Linked DNA regions of Homo sapiens: region 2 is linked to region 1. The links are chromatin loops, found by intact Hi-C in ENCODE. Cell type or tissue: endothelial cell of umbilical vein. All regions are shown on one strand. Links, peaks and the distances in the headings refer to the core of each region. The heading gives the core; the rest is flanking DNA.

Evidence for each region. Peaks named below come from ENCODE experiments on the same cell type or tissue, not always from the same donor. Only the 100,000 strongest peaks of a DNase experiment are listed, where the experiment ranks them.
Region 2: a loop joins it to region 1, with 7 times the contacts of the local background. A loop is called at or near these places in 2 of 110 quality-filtered maps.

Annotation. Positions count from the first base shown.
Region 1 is chr16:82,995,787-83,008,381 of GRCh38, forward strand. All of the region lies in intron 2 of CDH13 (cadherin 13), which reads left to right. Among named protein-coding and RNA genes, the nearest start is that of MIR8058, 310 kb to the left of the region's middle. RefSeq lists a silencer at 10,656-10,839. In endothelial cell of umbilical vein, for the core only: no CTCF peak of the experiment used is centred there; DNase peaks (open chromatin) are centred at 6,775, 6,965, 7,285 and 8,315; H3K27ac peaks cover 3,049 bases.
Region 2 is chr16:82,694,702-82,707,296 of GRCh38, forward strand. All of the region lies in intron 1 of CDH13 (cadherin 13), which reads left to right. Among named protein-coding and RNA genes, the nearest start is that of MIR8058, 12 kb to the left of the region's middle. RefSeq lists an enhancer at 4,371-5,570. In endothelial cell of umbilical vein, for the core only: no CTCF peak of the experiment used is centred there; DNase peaks (open chromatin) are centred at 5,220, 6,050 and 6,410; H3K27ac peaks cover 3,255 bases.

The DNA of each region.
Region 1 (12,595 bases), core at 2,530-10,529:
TAACTAGATGATAACAGGGATCACGCTGCATCCATTGAGGAGAAAGATGATTCAACCCTCTCGCGGGCTGCTGGGGAATCGATATCGTTTAATTATGAGAAAGTAAACTGTGTTTACATTTTACACAGTGGCAAGAGGAAGGTCAAATCACAATCCTCATACCCTTTATCAAAACCATGCATCGCTGTTTGTCAAGTGAGATTCAAAATGGGATGAACTTGGAGAGTTGCCATCTTCCTGTTTTCTCCCTTGTTTGTTCATATGGCTGTGCTTTACAAGATTAAAAGGCTTACCGGGCAAAAGCATAGCAGAAGGAAGTAAAACCTTCGGGCAGATGAAATAATTCTTCCATTTTAGGAAAAAAAGGCAATTAGTTATTTGAGGTTTTCTGGGTGGGGCAGTGAGTAGAAGGTCATTATGTTCCTTTCCTGTTGTATATCGAAAATCAGTTGAGAAGTAATGAAAATGGTAAGAAAAAGAAAAAAAAAGAGTAAACCCTCTTCCTCTCCCAGTGGCCTCTACCCCATGACTCATCAGCTTCCTGAACTGGAACAACACTGAGCTTTATGACTACAGAAATGTCAGCTCTGAGCACAGTGCATACTTCTTTGTGTGAAGATCTTAGGCGGTTGTGCAAAAGCCAGCCCAGGACCCAGCATGGTCCTGCTTTATCTCTCTGCCGGGCTAGTCTCCATGTTCATTAGAAATGTGTGATTTCTTGACAAGCACTCTTTGGATTTGCTGCAGAGTCAGGTGATACATTGAAATCAGCAAAAACATTAATGATAGCAACAACAAAAACGACCTTGTTTAAGTTTTACGCCTTATAAGGGGGCAATGTTAGCCTTGTAATAAAAATGAGGTAACTGCAACTTGGAAATATTAGGAAATTTATTTAGGATATCTTAGAAAATCATAATGAGAGTGATGATGATGATGATGGTAGTGATGATGATTATGGTAATGATAACTATAGTGATGGTGATGACGATGGTGATGGTGGGGGTAATGGTGATGGTGATGGTGGTGATGATGATAGTGATGGTGATGGTGGTGATAGTAATGATTACGGTGGTGGTGATGATGATTCTAGTGATGGTGATGCTGATGGCGGTGATGGTGATGTTGATTATTATGGTAATGATAATTACGATGGTGTTGTTGATGATGGTGGTGGTGGTGGTAATGATGATGGTGATGGTGGTGATGATGATGATAGTGATGGTGATGGTGATGATGGTGATGGTGGTGATGATGATGATGATGATAGTGATGGTGATGGTGGTGATGGTAATGACGGTGGTGATGATGGTGATGGTAGTGGTGGTGATGCTGATGGTGGTGATGGTGGTGATGATGGTGATGATGGTGATGATAGTGATGGTGATGATGGTGGTGATGTTGATGGTAGTGATGATGATAATGATGGTAATGGGTGGTAAAGATGATAATGCCTTACTCTAGGCTAGATATTGTGCTAAATATTTCACTGACAAGCAAATGTGTAAACTCACAGTGCTCAGTATTGTGATTGACCCTAATACGTTTTCACTAATTGTTGGCTTCAGGGCTAGGACTAGAGTGAGGTGAATGAGGTACTCTCTTTGGGTCCAAATTTAAAGGGATACGAAAAATCTCAGTAATTAAAGTAAATAATATTTAATGCAATATTTTATAAAAATAAAAATTAGTGCAAAAATCCATGGTAAACAAAATGTCAACATTTTAAATAAAGGTTCTGTACATGCACAATATATTCTATTTACCTTCCCCTAATCCCACCCAGTTGTCTCAGCTAATGGCAATCTTATTTTATACTTGATGAAACAAGCCTGAGCCCAGGTTGTTCTTATCCCTGTTCTATAGGTGAAAATACTGGGCACAAGAGATTTTTCCACAATCACATAGCTAATATATGGAAAAGCTGGGATTTGAGCTCAGCTATATCTAACATAGAAGTTCAGCAGTCTATCTGGCTTCTAAGGTAAGTTTCTGTCACAACATTAAATATTCAGTATCATTTTCTGGGCTATTTTTAAATGGTAGGGAGTCAAAGAGATTAACTACCAGTTGCAGCTCTTATCAGGCCAACAATATCAGCTAAGGTGAATCTGATACTAGTAGAACTCTAAGAATGTGCATTTATTAAGTCACTCATATAAATAATATATTTAACCTACTTAGAAACTCTGTATAGAAGATATCAGTGTTGTATTTCATAAATAGAGAAAGAGAATCTCAGAGTTGAGCACTCACAGTCATGGTCAATTCATGGCAGAGTTGGTGACCAGCTCAAATTTTCTAGGTTGACATAATCCTGTCCTTTCTATGGCTTCAAAGCCATCCACGTTTGTCTCTTGATCCTGGAACTTTTTATATTTCGTCATACAGACCTTCCTAAGATCCTCACTTTGCTTGTATCATTTTCCCTAGAATAACTATTTTCTAAAACGCATTAATGCATTGATTTTAATAACATCTTGTGTCTTATGTAATTTTAAAAATCAGCATATATTGACTGAAGACATTTTGACAAAAGAGAAAGAAAGAACATAGCAAAAAAGCATTTCCAACTTTCATAAATAAGCAAGAGTATCACTTTCGTGAAGTTCTTTTCTATTTTGTTTTGTCCTGTTTTTTTATAGTGACATGTAACTTTTTCTTTTTCTGGACAGCCTGTCCTCTTGGTGATAATAAAGCATGATGATAAAACAAATGAGATCTCACTACTAGACTTTTCTGTCCAGGAAATACTCTTGACTTCATCTGTCCTCACCTCTGCTTGGACCTTGTTTCATCCAATACCTCATGCCACTCTCAGCTTTCCAATTTAGATCCTTCTCTTGGGTCATTCTCCTCTGCTATGAATTAGCAGACATTGATCTTGTCCTCTGACAAGTAGTTATCAGCAGTTATTCATAAATGGATTTAGTATGTTCCATATCCTTAGAATAACATATACATATAAGCAAAAATTAAATATAATCTTAGGGGTTTCACAGGCTCCCCTAAATCTCATTCATGTACGCCTTAAGCCTGACTTAAGAAACGCTGCCATGTAATTTCCCCTTGATCCTTTTTTTTTTTTTTTTTGCAGATACTGCCCCTTCTCATTTTTAACTTTCACCAACACTTTTCTTGTTAAAGAAGCTTTCATTCTCTGCCGCTGTAATTTTCCTTACGCACATGAATATTTATCTTAATCAAGTTTCTCCTCCCAAGAACATCCCTTCAGACACCAAAACGCGTATTCTTCCACGTTCCATCAGCAGAAACTTTCCTTCATTTGATACTTGAAGTCCATCGCTCTGGTGAAAGCATCCCTCTTCTTGTTTTTCATTATGTTACATTCTTTGGACTTGTCCTCTTATCTATGTACCTTGTAACTTCCATTTAGCCCTCTTTTCTCTTTCAACTTCCTTATTGTAGATACTCCTTAATGTTACTAGCATTTAAGTTGTTTTTTTCCCCCCTCCTTTGTCAGTCCCAAAGCTCCTATGGCTCAACTGTTGGTGCACATAACCTTAGGGAGGTGATTTGAAGAAATTTTACCGAAATGTTGTATGACAAACTCCCAATAACAGGATTTAAGAGAATACCACTTGTTCTTACCCCTTCAGTTCTCTTAACAGGGAAGAAATATCATAACCACATAACACATGTTTATATATATAGATATGCCCTTACATCAAAATAAATTCTTGATGATACCAAGATACGTGTTCAAGGCAACCATAAAACACTGGAAAAAAATCAATCAGAGGTGAATTTTTTCTTATCTTATGGTCAGGCAGAGTTTAAGCATGACACCAAAAGTTAAAATAAGCTGAAAATTGATATCATTGGCTACATAAAATTTTAATGCTTCTGTACAATAAAAACTGTATAAGTATTAAACAAATGACATGTTTAAAAACACAGTTTGCACTATATATTCCGAAGGGCAAGGACCCCTCTCCAGCAGCTGTCGTCCAGCACATATTTAACGTTTCCATATATCTCTGTCCTCATCAATAAGATGAGGCTAATGACGCTGCCTCTGCGGTCCTTCTAAGAAGCAGATGGGATAAAAGAGTGTGCACCAGTAGCTCTAAACCCGGGACAATTTCACCCCCTGAGGGCATTTGGCAGTGTCTAATGACATTTTTGGTGGTCATGCTGGGGGATGCTGCTGGCATCTTGTGGGTAGAATTCAGAGATGCTGTTAAACATCTTGCAATGCTTAAGACATCCATGCAGAACAACAACAACAAAAAAATATCCTGCCCAAAATGTCAATAGTGCTGTGGCTGAAAAACCCTGGTCTATACAGGGTGGAGGATGTTGCGGAGCGTTTGGTACCTGGTAAGTGCTCAGTAAATGTCAGTCATTTTTACATCTTATTGGGCAATTCTATGTAAATGCCTTGTCCCTAGGAATATCCACAGGTTTAGCTTATTTTTTTTTTTTTTTTTTTTTTTTTTTTTTTTTTTTTTTTTGAGACAGAGTTTTTCCTCTTGTTGCCCAGACTGTAGTGCAAAGCTGCGATCTCGGCTCGCTGCAACCTCCACCTCCCAGGTTCAAGCAATTGTCTTGCCTCAGCCTCGCGAGTAGCTGGGATTACAGGCGCCCGCCACCACGCCCAGCTAATTTTTTGTATTTGTCGTAGAGACACGGTTTCACCATGTTGGCCAGGTTGGTCTCACTACTGACCTCAGGTGATCCACTCACCTTGGGCTCCCAAAGTGCTAGGATTACAGGTGTGAGCCACCTCACCCGACCCCAAGGTTGTCTCTTTTTTCTTTTCTCTTTTTTTTTTTTTTTTGTTTTGTTTTGTTTTTTGAGAGGGAGTCTCGTTCTGTTGCCCAGGCTAGAGTGCAGTGGCGCAACTGCAAGCTCCGCCTCCTGGGTTCACGCCATTCTCCTGCCTCAGCTTCCCAGGTAGCTGGGATTACAGGTACCCGCCACCATGCCCGGCTAATTTTTTGTATTTTTAGTAGAGACAGGGTTTCACCGTGTTAGCCAAGATGATCTCAATCTCCTGCCCGCATGATCCGCCCGCCTCGGCCTCCCAAGGTTCTGGGATTACCGGCGTGAGCCACCGCGCCTGGCCATTTATCTGTTAAGGACAGAACATGACTTGAGGGACAGCTTACTCATTCTATGCCTATTTGCTTTTCTCTCTTTCCTCAGCGCTTTTCACTCTCAGCTACCCCTTCCAAACCTCAGCTGATTTTACTACCATTCAGATGTATCACTTGTCTCCTGAAAAACACATAGAGCTTCCTTTGTGAATTCTTACTGCTCTACTTACCTGCTTTTAATCTGTTTATGTGAGAATGTTGTCAAGATCTTCTAGTAGATCGTAAGTCCCTTGAAGAAAAAGATGACTTTATATTTATTCCAAAAAACCCCTGTGGTGACCACACAGCATAGAAATCTGCACAGAGCAGGCAAGTAACTTACGTTTGCTTCGCAATTCCATCTTCTTAAGTCGTTCTTGCAATTGAGAATGCATTTCTAGCCTTCTATTGGAGCTGCTTAGCACAAGTAGTGTTGCATTGGTGTGAATTCCTCCAACCCATTTAAATGAGTTTATTGTGCATTCAAGTGAGGGTTATTCAGCATGTTCAAGCAAATAGTGACCAATAATGATAATGGATATTTTTTCATCTCTTCCTGCTCCAATGGGCCAGTATTCAAAATGCCATTGCTCACATGAAAACAGAGCTGCCAGACCGTGTCCAGGGCCTCAGCCAGGGAGCTGCCACTTTCATTTTAATTTAAGAAAAAGAGAAATTGACTGGGAGGTATTTATGTAAATCAGTAGAGTTCTAAGGAGTTATCTGGCAGCCATGTTAATGGATGTGCCACTCTGAGAAGCGAATCTCGCATTTTGCTTCTCTTGTCAGAAGGGGTTCTGTGTGACCATTTACACCTACGGATGATTGGCTGTGACCCAGAGGACATTTGATGTAAAGGATATTTTGTGCATGTCAATGAGTCCTGTCCAGGTGGTGGGATACAGGCTCGAGACACATGTTGGAGAAGATCACTTTTGACTGCTGGGGAGCTATGGGAAGCCCTTCCAAATGGGCAGAATGTGCAATTACTATCTCAGTAAATTTGTCTCAGGAGAGCTGTACACCTCAGGAACATCATATCATAGAAAAGGGAAGACAAAAAAGGAGCTCACCTTAAAAGTTCCAACCACATTCCAGGGACTGTTTGTATTTGACTCATTCATTTATTCAACAAATGTGAACTGAGCACTTCAACGTGCCATACTGTCTTCTAGGCACTGAAGATACAACAGTGGATATGATGGGTTGAATGTCGGCCCCAAAAAGATATGTCCACATCCTAATCCCTAGAACCTGTGATTGTGACCTTCTTTGGAAAAAGGGTCTTTGAAGATGTAGTTAAGAATCTGATAATGAGAGGAGCCTGGATTATCTGGGTGAGCCCTAAATCCATTGACATGTGTGCTTTTAAGAGACACACAGAGGAACAACACTGCAGGAGGAGGAGAAGGCCATATGAATACGGAGGCAACTCTTGGAGTGATGTGGCCTCAAGCCAAGAAACACCTGGAGCCACAGGAAGCTGAAAAAGGCAAGGGGTGGAATCTCCTCTAGAACCTATGGAGGAAGTGTGGTCCCATCAACATCTTGATTTTGCAGCTTCCAGAACTGCTAGAGAAAAATTTCTGTTGTTTTAAGCCACAAAGCTTATAGTTTGTTATAGCAGCCACAGGAAATTAATACAATAGGCTAAACAGACAAAAATCCCTGCCATTGTGATGTGTTCATTCTCGCTTGGTGCAGACAGGCAATAAACAAATAAAATGTATTCAATGTTGGGTTGTGATCAATGTAACACAGTAACGAAGCAGAATAAGCGGGGAAGAGGTTTGCTTGTGAGTGGCATGATCATCAGGAAAGATGCTACTGAGAAGGGGCGTTCAGAGACTGGGAGGAGGTGAGGGAATGTGCCGTGTAGGTATGTGGAGGAAAAGCTGTCTAGACAGAAGGGAATGAAACTGCAAAGGCCGTGACACTGGAGTGTGCCTAGTGTATTGGAGGAGATATAAGGCAGCAAAGGCTGACAAGACCAGATTATTTAGGGCTTTTACTTCAATTTACCCATTGACTTAACACTTATCTATTGAGCATGTACCAAATATATTGTTTTACGACATTCTTGCAAAAGCCTGGAGAGGTAGGTAACAAAATTCCCACTTTAAAGAGGAAAACACTGAATACTGGTCCAGCATGACTCAGCTCATATGTGGTGGTACTAGAATAGGAATCTTAATTTGATGCCAACCCCAGTGTCCTTTCCCCAACACTGGAATGACTTATGTAAATATTTATCTCATTTGTAATTTGTCTGTGTGTTCAGTCCCATATGACAGTCTTGATAAGCCCAGCTGGCCTCTGAGGCCAATGCAAATATATTTTGAGCTGAGAATTGCTCTTGGGCGGTGAGAGGACTGTAGTTTGGAAAAGGTCAAGGGCTGTGGATTGCCATCTCTCATGGTGTCTTCAGAATGTTTCAGTAGCTTTGTGACTCCAGGTAGCATTGCATTGATAATTTATCTATTTAACTGGCTTAAGTGGGTTTTTTTTTTTAATTTTCTATCTCAAAAATCCAGGCTCATAAATAGGGACAGTATGGAAAATGCTGTATAGGGAGAATAAATAAATGTATAATCAGGTTAGTAACATATTATCATTGATGCAGCTACTGAGCAAGGAAAAGCAAACAAAGAAGGAGCTTTATTTCATACCCAAGCAAGTATAGCTCAATTGCAAACCTCTCAGACTTGAATATATCACATTGGTCAGTGCATATCATGTCCTGGAATGTTACAGAAAGCAGTAATGGAGAGACAGGTGGATGAACTAAAACTTAACTTACCTCTCTCTTCACATAGCATTAGAGCACAGAGAAGATTACTACGACCCTTGGGCATCTGTGACTACTCCATTCAAAGGTTCCTTAGAATGTTTGCTGGAAGCAGTTACAGAAATGTGAACAGGGCTTAACCAGTGTACTCCATACCCTAAATAATTCTGTATAAATAAGAGCTTACATATCTATGATGCCTCTCTGTCACTTCTTTTATATTCTCCTTTAGTTTGTTTTGGGGAAAATTCTAAGTGGATTTGCTCCATGTAAATACTGTACTTCCTTATCGTATTAACAAAGGAAGAGGTAGGAGAATCAAGACAATCGAATGTGTCAGACTAAAGTAGATAATAAATGCTCTTTGGGAAAAAAATATTCTCAGTCAATGACAGGGAATTCTGATTTGATAAGGAAATTTTCTTGGGTTAATGAATGCAACTGTAGAATACTGAGTCCGACCAGCAGAAACCTACAGCCCCAGGCCAGCTGAATCCCATTCCTTATACCGTGAGTATCTGTGTTCCCTTGCAGCGGGTTTTGTAGGAGTCAGGGATAAAGATAGGGAAGCAGGAGGAAAGGGTCATAGAATGCTGCCAAAGGCTCTGGAGGCTCAAAAGGAAGAACTTTGAATTCACAAAACACTATGCCAGCTCAGACCTGGGCATCCAAATCAGTTAGGATATTGGCTAACAGCTGTAATAAAGAATGCTACAAAAACAGAAGCTTAAACCAAATAGAATTATACTTCTTCCTCATAAACCACTCCAGGGCAGCAAGGTAACTCTTCTTTTGAATGTCATGCAAGGACCCCTGTTTTGTTTTGTTTTGTTTTGTTTTTTTCCCAAGACTGAGTCTCATTCTGTCACCCAGGCTGGAGTGTATTGGTGTGCTCACTGCAACGTGTGCCTCCCAGGTTCAAGCGATTCTCGTGCCTCAGCTTCCCAAGCAGCTAGGACTACAGGTGCCCGCCACCACACCCAGCAAATTTTTTGTCTCTTTAGTAGAGTTTGTCTGTGTTAGTCAGGCTGGCCTCAAACTCCTGACCTCAAGTGATCCGCCCACCTCAGCCTCCCAAAGGGCTGGGATTACAGGAGTGAGCTACTGTGCCACCCAGCCAAGGACTCATGTTTTGAAAAGGCTGTGGATTATCATCTCACATTATGTCTCCAGCAAGTTACAGCAGCTTTGTGATTCCAAGTAGCATGGATGGAGATGGCACTTGTCATCCCCAGGGTGGTATCCTCATTCCTACCTCCTGCACCATAGCCAGGCTGTAGGAAACAGACTGGGAGGAACAGGAGAAGAGCATCTTCCTTTTAAAGGACATTGACTAGAAGTTTCTCCTAATGCTCCCTTTCATTCCCTGTTGAGCAGAGCTGAGTCACATGGCTATGGCCCGCTGCAATGGAGGCTGGGAAGTGTAGTTTCTAACTAAGTAGCCAGGTACCTGAATAAAACCCAGAGGGTAGGAGATGAGATTCTATTATTACAAGAAGACACAATTTCTGCCAGGGCTTTAACCGGTGGCTCTACCCTTCACAGCTGGACATTGCTGGATTTTTGGATGATTATTTCATTGTCTCCACTCAAAGATTAAGTTTGGAAAATAGGGAATTTTTCTACCAAAGCATAGGAACTCCAGGCCCCAGCCCCTCCTCACTCTTTCTCCCTGTTCATTCTCATCTCTTTCCAGTTCCTTACCTCCTGTAACCTGTGGGCATACTAAAGTACCAAGGTAGGCTTAGCTGCAGGCACGGTACTTCCATGATTCAGTGCCCCGCCCCCACCACTGAGCTAGGCCACTCCCACCAACAACCTCAGGCCTTCAGATGCCCAATTTCTGTGTAGAGCTTTGAGCAGTGTTTTCCAGTTGTGAAGGGCAAAGGAAATTCTCCAATTATTTGTGTGTTCATCTTCTCTACCTCCCAGGTAAAAAGGAGTTGTCTCACCATTATAGCTTGTTTCAGAAACAGTGTCAAATTCTCATCACAGCTCATGCATGCCTTCTCACCAGAAGTACCCTAATTGGTTCTCTGACTCCAACAAGAGAGCTAGGCTTTTTGTTTCTTTTGCTTTGTTTTGTTTTGATTTGCTCCTTTAAAAATGTTTATGGTGAGCTCAGTTATTTAAAACAATTCCTGGCAGAGGATTTAAGAGGCCTGGCAGAAATTATGTAAGCTTGTACAGTCATCTTCACTGATAATGAGTAAATCAGATAGCAGACATTAAAAGATTAAGCACTGGTGTTTGGTTTTTTGGTTGGTTGGTTTTGTTCACTTGTTTTTAATGTTGCAAAAGTCCTTCATATGTCATTGACAATAGAATTTAAGTATTTTTGAAATGTACTCAGTTCAGATTCACCATTACATTTCATGTCCTTAAGGTTGGTAGCTTAAGATAGCTTGTGCTTCAGTTGCACAATACTGGCGTCAGCTCTCCTTTAACTCAAAGCTTTCTGGTAATTTTCATCTACTGGCAGCTCAGTGGGGGCATTTTCAAGTCTCAATCACATCACTTTAATACATAAACAAAAAAGACCCAACACAATAGCAAATGACCATGAGCTTAGTGCCATCTTGAGTGTATGCTTTTAGACCCCAGTGATGATACAACCTTTCCTTAATACAGAGAGGAAAACAATTTTGATCCGAGAGGCTTTCTCCCAGGTGCATCTGAAAAAACGTTCAGATATGTCTCCTGAATGGTTTTGACTAACACAACTTACTTTCCCCCAGAATAGCTCCTCTCTAAAAAATGCCAAAGCTTGCCTTTCAGGGACAAATCAAAGGCTAAGCCTGAGGATGATGGGGTGACTTGAAAAAGACTAGCCAAGCGCTTGACTGCTCAGTGCAGCCTCGATAACACCATTCTTGGTGGTGCCATTTGCTCCTTGTCCACAGCCCATATCCCAATGAGGGTTATTCACTTTTGTAACCACTGGTTTCCCTCTGATAGTGTCTAAAGAAGCAAATAATGATGAAGTGAGCTGTACCTCCAACAGAGTTTGAAGCTAGCCAGGAGCCCTTACTGATGTTTAAAAACTGGTTCTTTTCAAAATTGTGGCAACTTTATTTTCAGAAACAGGTTTCATCCCAATAAGTTATTTGGATGTTTTAGAATAGAATAACGCCATTTGTTGAAATTCACTGAAGTAAGGAACAATGTAATTTGCCACTAAAATTTTGCACATTTCATTTTTCTTCAAAACACCCAGTTTTGATTTTTTTTGTTTGTTTGTTTGTTTGTTTGTTTGTTTTTTTTGAGACAGAGTTTCACTCTTATTGCCCAGGCTGGAGTGCAATGGCATGATCTCGGCTCATCACAACCTCTGCCTCCCGGGCTCAGGCGATTTTCCTGCCTCAACTTCCCAAGTAGCTGGGATTACAGGCATGCACCACGCCCAGCTAATTTTTTGTATTTGTGGTAGAGACGGGGTTTCTCCATGTTGGTCAGGCTGGTCTTGAACTCTCGACCTAAGGTGATCTGCCCACCTCGGCCTCCCAGAGTGCTGGGATTACAGGCATGAGCCACCGCGCCCAGCATGATGACTTAAATTCTAATCATAGTGATGTTATGTTCATTGACACATTACTCTGTGCTAGGCACCGTGACAGGTGATCTATGAATGCTGTCTCATGTAGTCTTCACTATAATCCATGAATTATATATATTAACATGAAACCCATTTCACACGTGAGGAAACTATGGTTCAAAATGGCAGTTAGCTTCTCCAAGGTTATATAACTCTTCAGGTTTTATCCAGAATCAAATCTGAGCTCTGATTCCAGAGTTCTTGCTCTGAACTCTATTGCTTTCATGATAAATTTCCCTAAGGGCTAAAAAATACCTCGTAAGAAAAATGTCTTAAGGCCGGGCTCAGTGGCTCATGCCTGTAACCCCAGCACTTTGGGAGGCTGGGGCAGGTGGATTGCTTGAGTCCAGGAGTTTGAGACCAGCCTAGGCAGCATGGCAAAACCCTGTATCTACTAAAAATATTAGCTGGGCAGGGTGGCTTGTGCCTGTAGTCCCAGTAACTTGGGAGGCTGAGATGGGAGGATCACTTGAACCCAGGAGGCGGGGGTGGCAGTGAGCTAAGATCACACCACTGCACTCTAGTCTGGGCAACAGAGCAAGACGACTCTGTCAAAAAAAAAAAAAGAGAGAAAAGAAAAATGCCTTAAAATTATTATGCATGCAACTTTTTCTTTCTTTCTTTTATCCATAGCTATACTTGGCCAAACAACATTAAGTCAGGTTATATTTGTCCTTTTCCTCAATTGTTCCTACCTACCTACCGACTTACTTGGCTATTTTCATTCATCATTAAGTGATTGATGGATCATAGTTGCTAAGAGAAGACACGGAAATGAAGGAAATCAACCCATTCCTTCATTGATTCATTATGTTTAGAGAGCTACCATGTATGAGGTATTTTCCAGGACTTTATGATACCTTAAGCTTACATTCTCGTGAAAGAGGCAGACAATAAATAGTATAAATAACAAAAACATACTATGGGATACGTTTTAATAATAAGAAGTGCTAAGGAGAAAAAAAATAGCAGAGAAATGTCAGGGTAAACATGTATTGAAATGTTAGATGGGCTGTCCAGGAAGGGGCAGATAACAAAGGTGACCTTTGAGTAGATGCCAGAAGGAAGTTAGGAAGTTATGCAGGGGAGCCTTGGAAATGTGGGGGAATT
Region 2 (12,595 bases), core at 1,407-9,406, 300 kb before region 1:
TGAATGAATGAACCACCAGTATGATTCACCCAATCACTCATTCAAAAAATATTCTTTGAGGATTTACTGTGGGCAGACCCTGGAGATATAAGAGGGAGGGAGGAGGATGACTATGCCTACTTGTAAAGTGGACAGCTGTGGTCTCTTCTAGAAAGGAGGAGTGCCTATAAAGGAGGCGCCTTGGGTATTCTTACTGAGCATAACAGATGGAACTGAGGAGTCAAGGAGGGAAGCCTTCTCTGATTATATGACCATGGAGCTAAGATTTGAAGGAAAACACATAATGGTGCATGTGTGTGGGGAGGGTGGAGACAGGAGGCAGTGGAGGAGCTAAGTATCCCAAGGTGGAGGAGGCAGCGTGGGCAAAGTCCTGTCGGCTGGAGGAAGGGCATGTTCTTGGTACCAGAAGCAGCTCAGTGGAAAGGATCCTGAAGCGGAGGCTGGTGGGCCGAGTCCAGACCCTGGGGGCCTTGTCAACCTAGCTGCTTTGTGCCTGGGGCAATGAGGAGGCTGTGAAGCATCAACAGGGAGATACAGTATTTAGAGTATCTCAAAGTCTCCCTCTGTGTGGTGTTTGGATCTTTCTGAATCCTCAGATGTAATATAAATTATTTGAAAGCAAATACCAATTTGCTTCTAATTCTGGATCTCTTACTCAGGACTTGGTTGCCCAGAGGAGGTTTAATAAATTCTTTTTAACTCTACTTCCCACCAATTTTTCTCCCTTCGATCTGTTCCTATATCTCTACCATTCATGGCAGGGTTAGCACGTGGCTCCAATGGTGAGCAGGAAGGACTTCACCTCTTGTCTGTCCCTTAGCTTTGGTGTGTGCTGCTCCTAACGTAGCTTTGGAGTTGGAGTTAAGAACCATCTCATGGCATTGTTGGGTTAGGTATTCTCTGGGTCCACTCAAGCTTCCTATCAGTTTTTTAGGGACAGAAAGCTACTGTGCTGACCTCAGTCAAAGCCCCTATCTGAATTCTTGAAAGAGACATGATTGTTAGGTCACTAATTGATTCTCCATAGTGTTAGAACAGCAGGAGATTTGAACACAAGGGCATGGTGCTATACCATGCAGCCTGGTAGAGTTGAGCTGAATAACTTTTAGGTTTGTAAGACAGCACATTTAATTTTTAACAGATTATGTACAAGATATTGAGTGACATTAAACACAGAGTTAAATCAACCATAACCCATTTAAAGCAGCCTTGCAGATAAATGTCTCAAATCTACTAGCCTGCCAAATGTATTCCTTATCTACACACATTTATCAATTTTTCCACAACACTAAGCCTTTCTAATGTTTCTCTGACAGTTACTTTCTCTCCCAAGCCTGAAATTCGGGTGACATCTACTTTCTGTAAACTAGATGTGCTTGACCAGGGAAAGCCCCTAGATTTGTGTTAATCTTTTGGGGCCACTGACCCTTCTGGGACTCTGATGAAATCTTTAGTTTGCTGTCTAAGTAAAAAAAGAGGTGATATAAACATACACAGATTTCTTTTTGCATAATTCTATTGTGTTGCTTTTGAAATTGATTTTATTCACGTTATATATTATTCAAATACATCTTTACTAAAAAGTGTCACTCACTCTATATATTTTATATATAAATGAAAGATTACTTTCTAACAAAAATTAGAAAAAACACAGTCAATGTAAGTTAATCAGAAAGTAAACCTTAATTGTATTCAAAAGTAAAACTCAATGGGAACACCGTTGTTTTGTAAGAGTAAGAAATTTTGGTAGTCACAAGGTCTTTGACATGGCAACATGAATGACAGCTTTGCAGTTAAGTTCTGCACCTTTGGTTTTGATGGCAGCAAATATGTAAAAAAAAGTCATTGATTCAGGTGATAGAAACAAAATCAGAATGCCCATAGCTCATGTTGCAACGAAGGCTGTAACAGGAAAGCAGGCCCTACATGACTCTTATCATTTCATTTATGTCCCATGATTTCTTCAACTCAGTTAGGTCAACTGTGGTGGTTTCAGTGGGATGCTATCTATGTATGTTAATTATCTATTGTTGCATTAGAAATTTTCCCCAAATTTAGTGGCTTACAAGCAAGTATTATTACAGAAACATTGCAATGAGGTACTTGTAGTTCAGAGTCTTTCACGATACTGTTGTCAAGATGTTGGTTGAAATAGGAGTCATCTGCAGGCTTGACTGGGGCTGGAAGATCTGCTTTCAAAGTGGCACCCTCACATGGCTGGTGGTAATAGGCCTCAGTTCCTTACCACAATAGGCTCTGCATAGGACTCTTAAGGTATTTACACAAAATGGCAAGTGGCTTTCTCCTGTGTGAAATATCCCAGAGAGAAAACCAAGGAAGGAACCAGAACACCAGTTATGTCCCAATTTTGGATGTCATATATTGTTACTTTTACCATGCTATATCTATTAGAAATGCATACTGAGTCCAGGTCCACACTCAGAGGGAAGGGAATTAAACTCTATGTCCTGAAGGGAGAAAGATCAAATAATTTGTGGATATATTTCAAAACCACCACACTATGTCATCAAAGAAGGCGTTGTATATTCATGATTCAGTTTTAAGGTGGTTTGGGTAAAGTTAATAGCACAGTTGATCCATATTCCCAGGTACTGGTGATTTCCATCTGAAGAGAACAAGATGAGGCTTTGTCACTCTCACCCCAGACTATCCTCCAACATCCTTTAATCACCTTTAAGGGGGCCAAGGCATTTCTTTTTTCTTTTTTTTTTTTTTTTTTTTTTTTGAGACAGAGTCTCACTCTGTCACTGGGGCTGGAGTGCAGTGGCGTGATCTCGACTCACTGCAACCTCTGCCTCCGGGTTCAAGCAATTCTTCTGCCTCAGCCTCCTGAGTAGCTGGGATTACAGGTGCCCGCCACTATGCCCAGCTAATTTTTTGTGTTTTTAGTAGAGACGGGATTTCACCATGTAGACCAGGCTGGTCTCAAACTCCTGACCTCATGATCCACCTGCCTCGGCCTCCTAAAGTGCTGGGATTACAGGCGTGAGCCACCGCACCTGGCTGGGCCGAGGCATTGTGTGTGTGTGTGTGTGTGTGTGTGTGTGTGTGTGTGTGTGTGTGTGTAAGTTTTTTCATGAATTCAAAACATAGCCAAATGGTTTTGAATATATAGAATTTATATTTGCACTGCTGATAATAGCTTGTAATAAAGCTGTGGAACTATACTGTTTATTGTTGCCCCAACATGACAGTGCTGGTGAGGAGGAAACAAAGACTGGAGGATGTAATCTACCCCATAGATGAGCTCCTTGAGGATATGGCTGCATGTTAATGTTCCAGCGCAGTGATTGGCACATAGGGGCTATAAAGAAGTATCTGTTGAATGGATGAATGAATGAATGAATGAATGAGTGGAGACTCATGGAATTTAACTTGGACAGGCAGGTTCTAACTGTTGCTGTAGGCCTAGGAATACCATGTTCAAAGTATGGAAGATTGGAGCATTGGTAAGAATGAGCTCTTGAATTCTAAGGCAGTGCTATCTCTAGTCTCTTTAGTGTTTTCTGCCAGGTTGGAAGAGTCTTTGCATGTCAAGCATATGTTTGCCTTCAAAAACAAAGGTGAAAGCTGGTTGGGATTGCTTGCTTTTAGTGAAGACCAAGGCAAAGAACTCTATCTCCTGGGTACTCTCTGTAGATGGTGGGAAAAAGGAAGAGAATGTATCAGGTAGCTTTTGCTCTGTGACAGACAACTACAAAACCTTGGTAGTATATTAACAAGCAGTGCTCACTGCCCATGCATATGGGCTCAGCCATCAGTTAGGTGGCTCTGCTGATCTTAGCTGAGCTTGTTCACGTATTTGAGGTGGGCTTTGCTCCGTGACTTTCCCATATTGTAGCAGTGTAGCTTGGGCATGTTTTTAGAGCATTGGAGGAGGCATGAGAGACAAGCTCAATTCTACAGGTGATTTTCAAGCCTGTTCAGCAAGCAATCTACTGGCCAAACATCCCATGGCTGAGCCCATTGTCAAAGAGGGAGGGCACTGAATAGCTCCATGGCACAGGGGGGCGTGAAGAATCGGAACATTTTTTACAATCTATTACAGGAAGCCAAAGAAATAGCTAGTTTTTCTCTGTTTAAGAAGGGTTCACACACATTGCCTTTAAAAGGACAGATAGTAAATATTTTAGACTTTGGGGCCACGTACAGGCCCTGTTCTATATTCTTTTTTTACTTCTTTTCCTTTTCTTATTATCCTTTTTCTTTTAATAATCCTTTAAAAATGTAAAAAAACAGAGATATTCTTAGCTTCCAGGCTGTATAAAAATAGACTGCATGCCACATTTGGCCCGTGAGCCGTAGTTTGTTCATCCCTAGTTTAAGAAGAAAAAACATCTTCATACTAATAATAATATACAATATTCTGTTGGCAAAAGACATTTTGATACTTGTCATTTAATTGATCTTCATAGAAGCCTGATTGTTGAAGGTGGATATTTCTAATAGCTCCCCTTTCATATGGGGAGAGATGGGAACTTATGTGATGAAACTGGGATTCAGGCTGTAGTAGGGCCAGGGAGGGTCACTGATGATTACCTGAGGTTGCCCTGCCAAGGACAGCTGCTTGTGTCCTCTGCCTCTGAGAACTAAGCTTCCAGGAGGACCACCGGTAGTAGGGAGTGCATTCAGCTCCATCCTCCTGAGAACATACACTCTGCAAGTGGAGAGAAGCCATCTCATTATGTTAATTTCAACCCAGCCCAGACTGAGAGGAGGCTGATTTCAAGGGCAAAGAAGGTGAGGCAGCCGATTCCCAGGTCCCATTTCCCTTGCTCCACTTCATTAACATGGCCACCCTTAATGCGTGTCATAACTCTGCCTTCCAGCAAGATTTCCTCTCCACTAAGAACCTTTTAGAAATGGTATTTAAGAGAATGTGCATAAAACAAGTCTTCATGGTGATTATGACATTTCTGCTGAACCAAAATGTAATCAGTACACACATTTTGCATCCTTACACTTAATCCACAAACATAGCTTTTACTGTTTTACCTTCTCCCACCCACAATCCAAACAGTGCCACAGAACAAACGTAACAGGATATTAAGATAATCTCTTTTGTCTATGCCAAATGTCATTTAGCTGTTGAGAGAGGAATGTCCCATCTAGTTTTTACAAACAATAAATAATACAGCTTATGAAGGTCCACATGGGTGACACTGATGCAATGTTTCAACAGTTTTCCGAAAAAGGAAAATAAAATGAGTCATCCAATTAGTTGGCTGGGCATTTGCCTGCAAGTTGCCAGAGAGCTTTGTTGATTTATCCCAACTTGGCTAAGATTGGCTTACTCTAGAAGTTCGCCTGTTACAGAAGTTTGGTCTTTACTAGGGTGACACAAAGTATATTTTATGGATATTAGTTCATCAGGATGCTGAGAAGGGTTATAGCATCAAAGACAAATATGGCTGAACATATTGGGGATCATTTAGGTTAAAGAAATTTAAATGAATTTTTCCTGCGGGACTTCTCAGAGGCTTTAATCTGTGAATGTGCATACTGAATTTCCAAGAAGGGTTTAGAATGTGCAGCAGTTTCCAAATCTACTTGACCTGGGAACCCTTTTGTTCACAGGGCATCCCATGAGAGAACACTTTAAAGAACAGACGATGAGAATCAGTACCATGCGTAAAACGTGACCAACGTTCTATGCAGAGGAGATTTTTGAAAGTATCCCCACCAGTGAAGAGTTACCGTGTATGTGTATAATGTACATAAGTGGACATTAGCTTGTATTTTCAAATAATAAAGTCAAACTTTATTATTAAGGAAGATACAAGAATTAGGGCTAGTAAGTGTGTGTGTGTGTGTGTGTGTGTGTCTGTGTGTCTTTCTATGTGTAAATGTCCATCCCCAGGGATTAAGAAGTCTGGATTTGGGTTAAACTTAATCATTTCTAAGAATCTCAGGTTTTCAGTCCTGTCCTAGAATTTCAAAAACAGTCAGAGAAAGCAACTGTGAGAAGATCACAGCTTCTCATCCTGTTTTGAGTCTCACCCTCCTCTTTGCCCTCACAAAGGATTTCAGTGATTATGTTCCTGACAGGATGCATTTTAATTGTTTTCTGGTATGACTTCCCAATACATCAAGTTGTGTTTTCTATATAGCCGCTATCCCAAATGATTACTATTCAGAACACTAATCTGATCTCTAAATCTACAAAGAAAAGGCCATGTAATTTGCTTCTCTTTACAGTGCATTACGTGCACCATTGTAAGTGCTGGAACCCGCCCCCCCCCCCCCCCCCCCGCCCCGGGCATCTCCAAACTGCTGTCCTGTGGATAGCCCCAGTTGCATGTGCTCAAAAGCAAACTTCTTATCTCCTCCATGAGTCAGTTCCTCTTCCTGTTTTTTTCTCTCATTGCAGCTAATGACATTACCATCCCCTCAATGTCCAAAGTTAGAAACTTCTGAGTAATTTTTTATTTCTTTCTCTTCCTCACCTTCTACTAATATTAGCTGTTAAATCCTGTTGATGCTACCTCTGAAATATTTCTCAAATCCACATCTCCTTTCAACCTTGGGCATGGCCCTAGTTCAAGGTCCTATTTTTCTTAGATGGACCACGGGGTCCTTTTGCCATGATCTCTTTTTCCATCCAACTTATAATTTTTCTACAACTTTGACTTCCATCCTGATTACTAAGACTTTTAACATTTCTGTGTGCTCCTTCTTCTCTGGGTGTTTGACATGCATTGTCATTCTGTCTTCTGATTGCAAGTGATAGAAACCTACTCCAGACTAGCTTTCAGGGAAAAGAAAGGAGGTGTTTAGTAGATTGCACAACTGGCAAACCTGGAGTTGATTTAGCTTTCATGAAGGCTAGACCTTAGACTTGTCATCAGGAATATGTCCTATTTGCTTTTTCTGTCAGCAGTCCTTCCTTTTTTTTTGGCTGTGCTCTGTGATCACATGTCTCATTGTGGTGATAACGTGGCTTCCAGCAGCAATCCCAGACTCACAGCCCATCCTCAGCATTTCCAGTGGAGAGAAGTGTTCTCTCTTCCTAACACTTTCCATACAAATCTTAGAAATAAATTTTATTGGCTCTTAACATGTCACGTGCCCATCCTTCAACCATTTGCTATGAACAAGGGGACAGGATGCTCTGATTAGCCAGGACTTAGTCACCTCCCCTCTTCTGAAGACACAGAAGTTGGGACTTCATCTCTACCCAGCCACGTGGACTTAGAATACAGGATGGGTGGGTGCAGTTTCCCCGAGGAAATTGGAGGGCTGTTCTTGGAGCAAGGACATGAATAAGCGGCTTACAAAGAGCAAATAATCGTTGCTTATGGCACTCAAGGTGTTCTGTCACCCCATCCAACTCACCTTTCCCACTTGGCCTTCTGTCCTTGAATGCGAAGAACCAGAGTCCCCTGCTCTAAATGGCTCCTTTTCTGTGTGTGCTGCGTGTTTGCTCTGCTGCTGAGATCCATGCTTTTCCCTTGCCTGAAACACCCTCTGTGGCTGTTGCAGATGTGTTCACTCTGTAAACGCAGCTCAAATGCCTTCCACCCCAAAAAGCCTCCTTAAACTTGCCCCTGCTCCTCTGTGTGAATAATTTTCACAGCACATGATCTACACTTCCATCATGGTTCTTGAAATACATGAAATACCTAATCATAGGATAGGTTTCATATGATCCCACCTCCCCTGCTAGACACTGACAGTGTGACAGCAGGGCCCCTGTCTTGTTCGTCTCAGTGCTCCCCAGGGCCCACATGCAGTACCTTGTACACAGTGCAGGCACCATAAATACCTGTTGATTGATTCTGGACTTGCCATTCATTAAGAGAAGTTAATGGAGGTTTTCTGATTCCCATCAGATGAACAATTTTGGAATGTTTTATCAGTCAAATTTCTAAGAATCAATAAAACTTCCATTTGGATTATTCTTTCCCCCACTCAAATTGTATTTTAAAAATAGTTTTATTGTAATTGTCCCCCTCAATTCTGACAATGTGTAAGCATTGCAGAAAATTTGTGAATATAAAAGTATGAAGATGATCAAAAGCTTCTTCCTGACTGATGGCCATTGCATGTATGATTTCCTCTGCCTGGAACCCTGTGGCCCCCAGGGTTCAGCTCCCTGGTGCCTCATCAGGCACAGCTTAGTGTGAGCTTCACCTTTGTCTCTAGATCTTCCTGTGCATTTAGATTTTTAAAAAATCTGGTGTATCCCCTCATTGGTTGGCTATGAAGTAAGCTCCCTGTGTGCAGGGACCTTTTTTTAGCTTGGTGAGGGTGTATCCTCTCCACTGCTGGAGCTGTGGTCAGCACACAGCCAGTGAGTGCTCTACAAACACTTACAGCATCAGTTCATGAATGCTTGCAAACATGCAGAGGTTACCATTGCTTATACTTTTTTTTGTTTTGTTCCACTTATATAAACCACTTATATATTCAGATATTTGTGTATATATGCATATATATGTATTTATGCACACATAAACATACTACACACACTGGATGTATACTACACACACACACACACACACACACAATGTTATAAGGTGTATGTAACACACTCAGGGCTGCCCCACAGCCTCTCAGTGCCCTACTTATGTTCCGTCCCCCCACCATTCCTTCTGGCAGCTTCTCACTGTGAACCCTGAGATGTTCTGCCTGAGTGCTTGTTCTAGCTGCTGGAGCATGGCAGGCCAGAAGTTCTGGAGAACTCGTACCCCCAGGATCAGCTCTCAACCAGGGATGAATACAGATGGAGGATAAATTTCCCCACTCCCTTGCCCCTTTGGAGATGTATTTGACACCATTTCTCAGAGTCTCCAGGGAGAATGAGCTCCAGTAGCCCACAGTGGTACCTGGACTGATAATGCTTTACTGGCTTTCTTTTCATATCACTGCCTCCTGGAACCACCTCCTAAATAAGCTACTTACATTCGAGAACTAATTCCAATAATACGCTACTTAAGACAAGGGAGAATGGTAGAAACAGGTTTCTATACTTCACAAAAATGAGCTTTTGCTCTTCAGAAATCACAGCCAATAGATTGTGCCTTCTGGCTGCCCCCTCTGCTAATGCCCCCTCTTTGCCCCCTGAACAAGGGCACCCATGTACAACAATGTGTATATACTTCCTTAGGAAGCTGGTCATTCAGAGCCCCGTCAGTGACACCTGCACTCAGAATGTAATCCTACCCAGCTTCGGGGGCTCCAGGAATTCCTGTGGCATCCGTGTTATAGACTCCTTTGCATTCAGCTTTGCTTTTATCTGTTTCCAATTTGTGTTTTCAAGGCTTCGGTTTTTCTCCTTTCTGCTTCATCTCCAGCCCCTCCTTTGCAACAGTACCAAATAAAAAAACCCATGACACTGCCACAGCTGAAAAAGCCTTTGAAAAAGGCAGGTGGCGTGGCTTGAATGTTTCTAAACTCTAAAACTGCAAGCCACAGACAAATAAAGAAAGAGGTGGGGGTGGGCATGGGGGGTTGTAGTCTTGTGGAAGCAATCCTCAGCCTTCAGCAGGCTCTAGGGGCACACTGCCTCTAGCATGTTTTGAGCACGTTGATTTGGGCATCTGTCTTGCTGAATTTGAGTTTGAATTATGGATGTTACAGAATGAATCATTAAGGCTGTGTCCACCCGGATTGCTCTGGCTCTCTGGCCTGTTCACAGTGCTGTTCAATTTTATGTAAGCATTACTTCAACATTTTTGGTGGATGTTCTTCATTTATTCATTCATTCAGTATGCACTGATGGTGACTCTAAGTCTTGGGACTGCAAAGATGTCTGAGGCCCATTCTTTACTCCTCCACATCTCAAGACCTAAGGGAGATAGACAGGCAAATCAATAACCACAGTGCCTTGCTATTGGTGCTGTCCAAGGTGGGTGCTGTGAAGAAGTGCTTAAGGGCAAGTGCTGCAGAGGCAGGCACACCTGGGGTCCTTTTCCTGGCCTGGGGGGTCCAGGAAGGTTTCCCAGAGGAAGAAGCAGGGCTCAGTCATCAAGAGCTAAGGATATGCCGTCAAATAGCCCTGGCTTATTAGAATCTGCTTTGCACTAAGCCTCCTGAATACTTAATTTCCCCAAGCCTCAGTTTCCTGGTCTGCTAAGTGGCCAGAATAATATTTACATCGTGGATTTGTATGAAATAAATAGGATAATGCATGAACCATGCTTAGCGTGAGCCATAACACGCAAAAGCAACATAATCAGTATTTGTTAATTGTAACAAATCAAGCCCGGGATATTGACAGACACCTAAGGCAGACTTGGGAGACAATGTCTCTTGCTGCTGCCTCATGAGGAAGGTGAATGACCATGCATTGCCACTGGACGGGAAAATAAACGGTTTCTTCTTTTTATTCTTGTAGACACCAGTGAGGCCTACCATATACCTATGTCAAAACCTGCAATTTATCAAAAATAAAGCCCGAGATAGTAACAGTCTTGCTGACCACAAAGGCAAAAGGATCCAGGTAAACAGATTGCTTCCAGGACTATTATTTCATGATGAGCTTTCAGGTATATAGCACATGAGAGGGAGGACAAGGTGCGGCTGCACTTCAAGAGACCACGTTGGACAGGTGAGATGTCCAATATATTCTTACTTAAGATCTGATTTCTTCTCCTTCTCTCCAGCAAGGGATGCCCAGAGATATAACAATTAGAATTCAATACGCTAATACAGTGTCTCATTAGCCAAGCCACACAATCGCCTCTAGTGGTCCATATGCACGACAACCCGGGATCCTAGAAATTAGCTCGGCTTCCTGCATCCGTCCCCATCTGAATCTTTACTCAACTACTTTTTGATTGTGAAGAGCCAAGCTCATTTGAGCAGTAGGAATTTCATGGGGCTGGTGATCCCAAGACTAATTCAAAAATTAATAAGTTTCCCATTCCTTTTCTTATTTATTTTTTTGGTAGGGACACATTTCACCACACACGCCTGCTTCTTTCTTGCCAGTATTTCATTCAAAACTAGTCCTCAAGTTTTGAAATTTTAGAGACTTAAAAAAAATCAATAATGCTTTAAGAAGATTAAGAGGCTGTGCTTATGTCAGCCTTAGACAATTCTGGAGAGAAGATAGACTTGATTGTGCTTCTCATTTTGTTTATGATCCTGCAATGTATCACGCATTCTCTGCCAAGTGAATTCTGACTGCATGAAGAAGGGGTAGATGCTTTTACAACAGGTTTAGTCATCTGGCATATTATTTAATACAATCAGTGGTGTTTTCCTTCGTGAGATGCAGCCTTATATACAGGCTAGGTGTTAAGTTTATACCCAGGTTATCTACCCTTCCCCCTCCTGTCCTCTCTCCCACCCTGTTTTTATTCTGTCTTCCCTCCCTTCTTCCCTTCTTCCTTATTCTCTCTCTTCCTCCCTTTCTTCTTCATCTTCCTGTCTTCCTCACTCCTCCCTTCTCTCCTCCCCATCTTCTTTCCCTTTCTTTCCGCCTCCCTTCTCCCTTTTTCGCTCCCTCTTTCCCTTCACAAACATTTATTCAAACCCTATTATATACCAGGCACGATGCAAGGCACTGGAAATACACTGAACAGGGCAGATGTGGTTCCCGTTACATGATGAGTAACACAGGTGATAAATAAACAGTTAACAAGATAAGAAAAATGGCCAGCGAGTATTTGGAAGAAATAGACAAGTGATAGGGAATGGCTTTGGGGAGAATTATCTGCATATAAGGATAAGGGATGAGACAGACTCAGCAGCCGTTTCATGCCAGGGCAGAGTAGAAGGCCGTGGAGCTGCTAGGTGGTTGGCCTGGAGAAAAAACAAGGAGTTTTTTCTGCAAAGTGCTGGTAGGAGTTTACAGTTCTCTGTAATGTTCAGAAATGCAGAGGTCAGCGGAGGTGGGTGGATCACCTGAGGGTCAGGAGTTGGAGACCAGCCTGGCCAACATGGTGAAACCCCGTCTCTACTAAAACTAAAAAAAAAAAAAACATTAGCCAGGTGTGGTGGTGGGTGCCTGTAATCCCAGCTACTTGGAAGGCTAAGAAAGGAGAATTGGTTGAACCCAGGAGACGGAGGTTGCGGTGAGCTGAGATCATGCCGCTGTACTCCAGCCTGGGTGACAGAGCGAGACTCTGTCTCAAAAAAAAAATAAAATAAAAAAGAAGTATAGAGGTCATTTTTAATGTGAGAATGTTCTCAGTGAATTAGGTATATGTGCCTGCCACATTTTCCAAACCAATGTTTTTACGAATATTCTAGTTTAGCCCTCTCTTCTAGAGTTATAAAATTATTCTGCCTTCAGTTCTACATTTAGGGAGTCCTCTTTTAAGGAAAGGAAAAGGATAGTTAAATCAGGGGCTGTCACAGAAGCCTCAGATTGGAGGACAAGGCGTGGACCATCCCCTGTTTGGCGGGAAAATAGCTTTAGTCACAGGCAGGTTGTTTTGCTTCCTAAAGCGTAAAGTTGGAAATGTGATAATTTCGTCAAGTAGTTGATTTAGTTGTATCAAGCTTAACTAATTAACACCAATTCCATGCTTGATTCTTTTCTCCATTAACTGAACAAAAGCCATTGCTAATGAGGCTATGTATACAAAGCCAGCTGACTCATTTTGTTATGGAGATTTCAAAG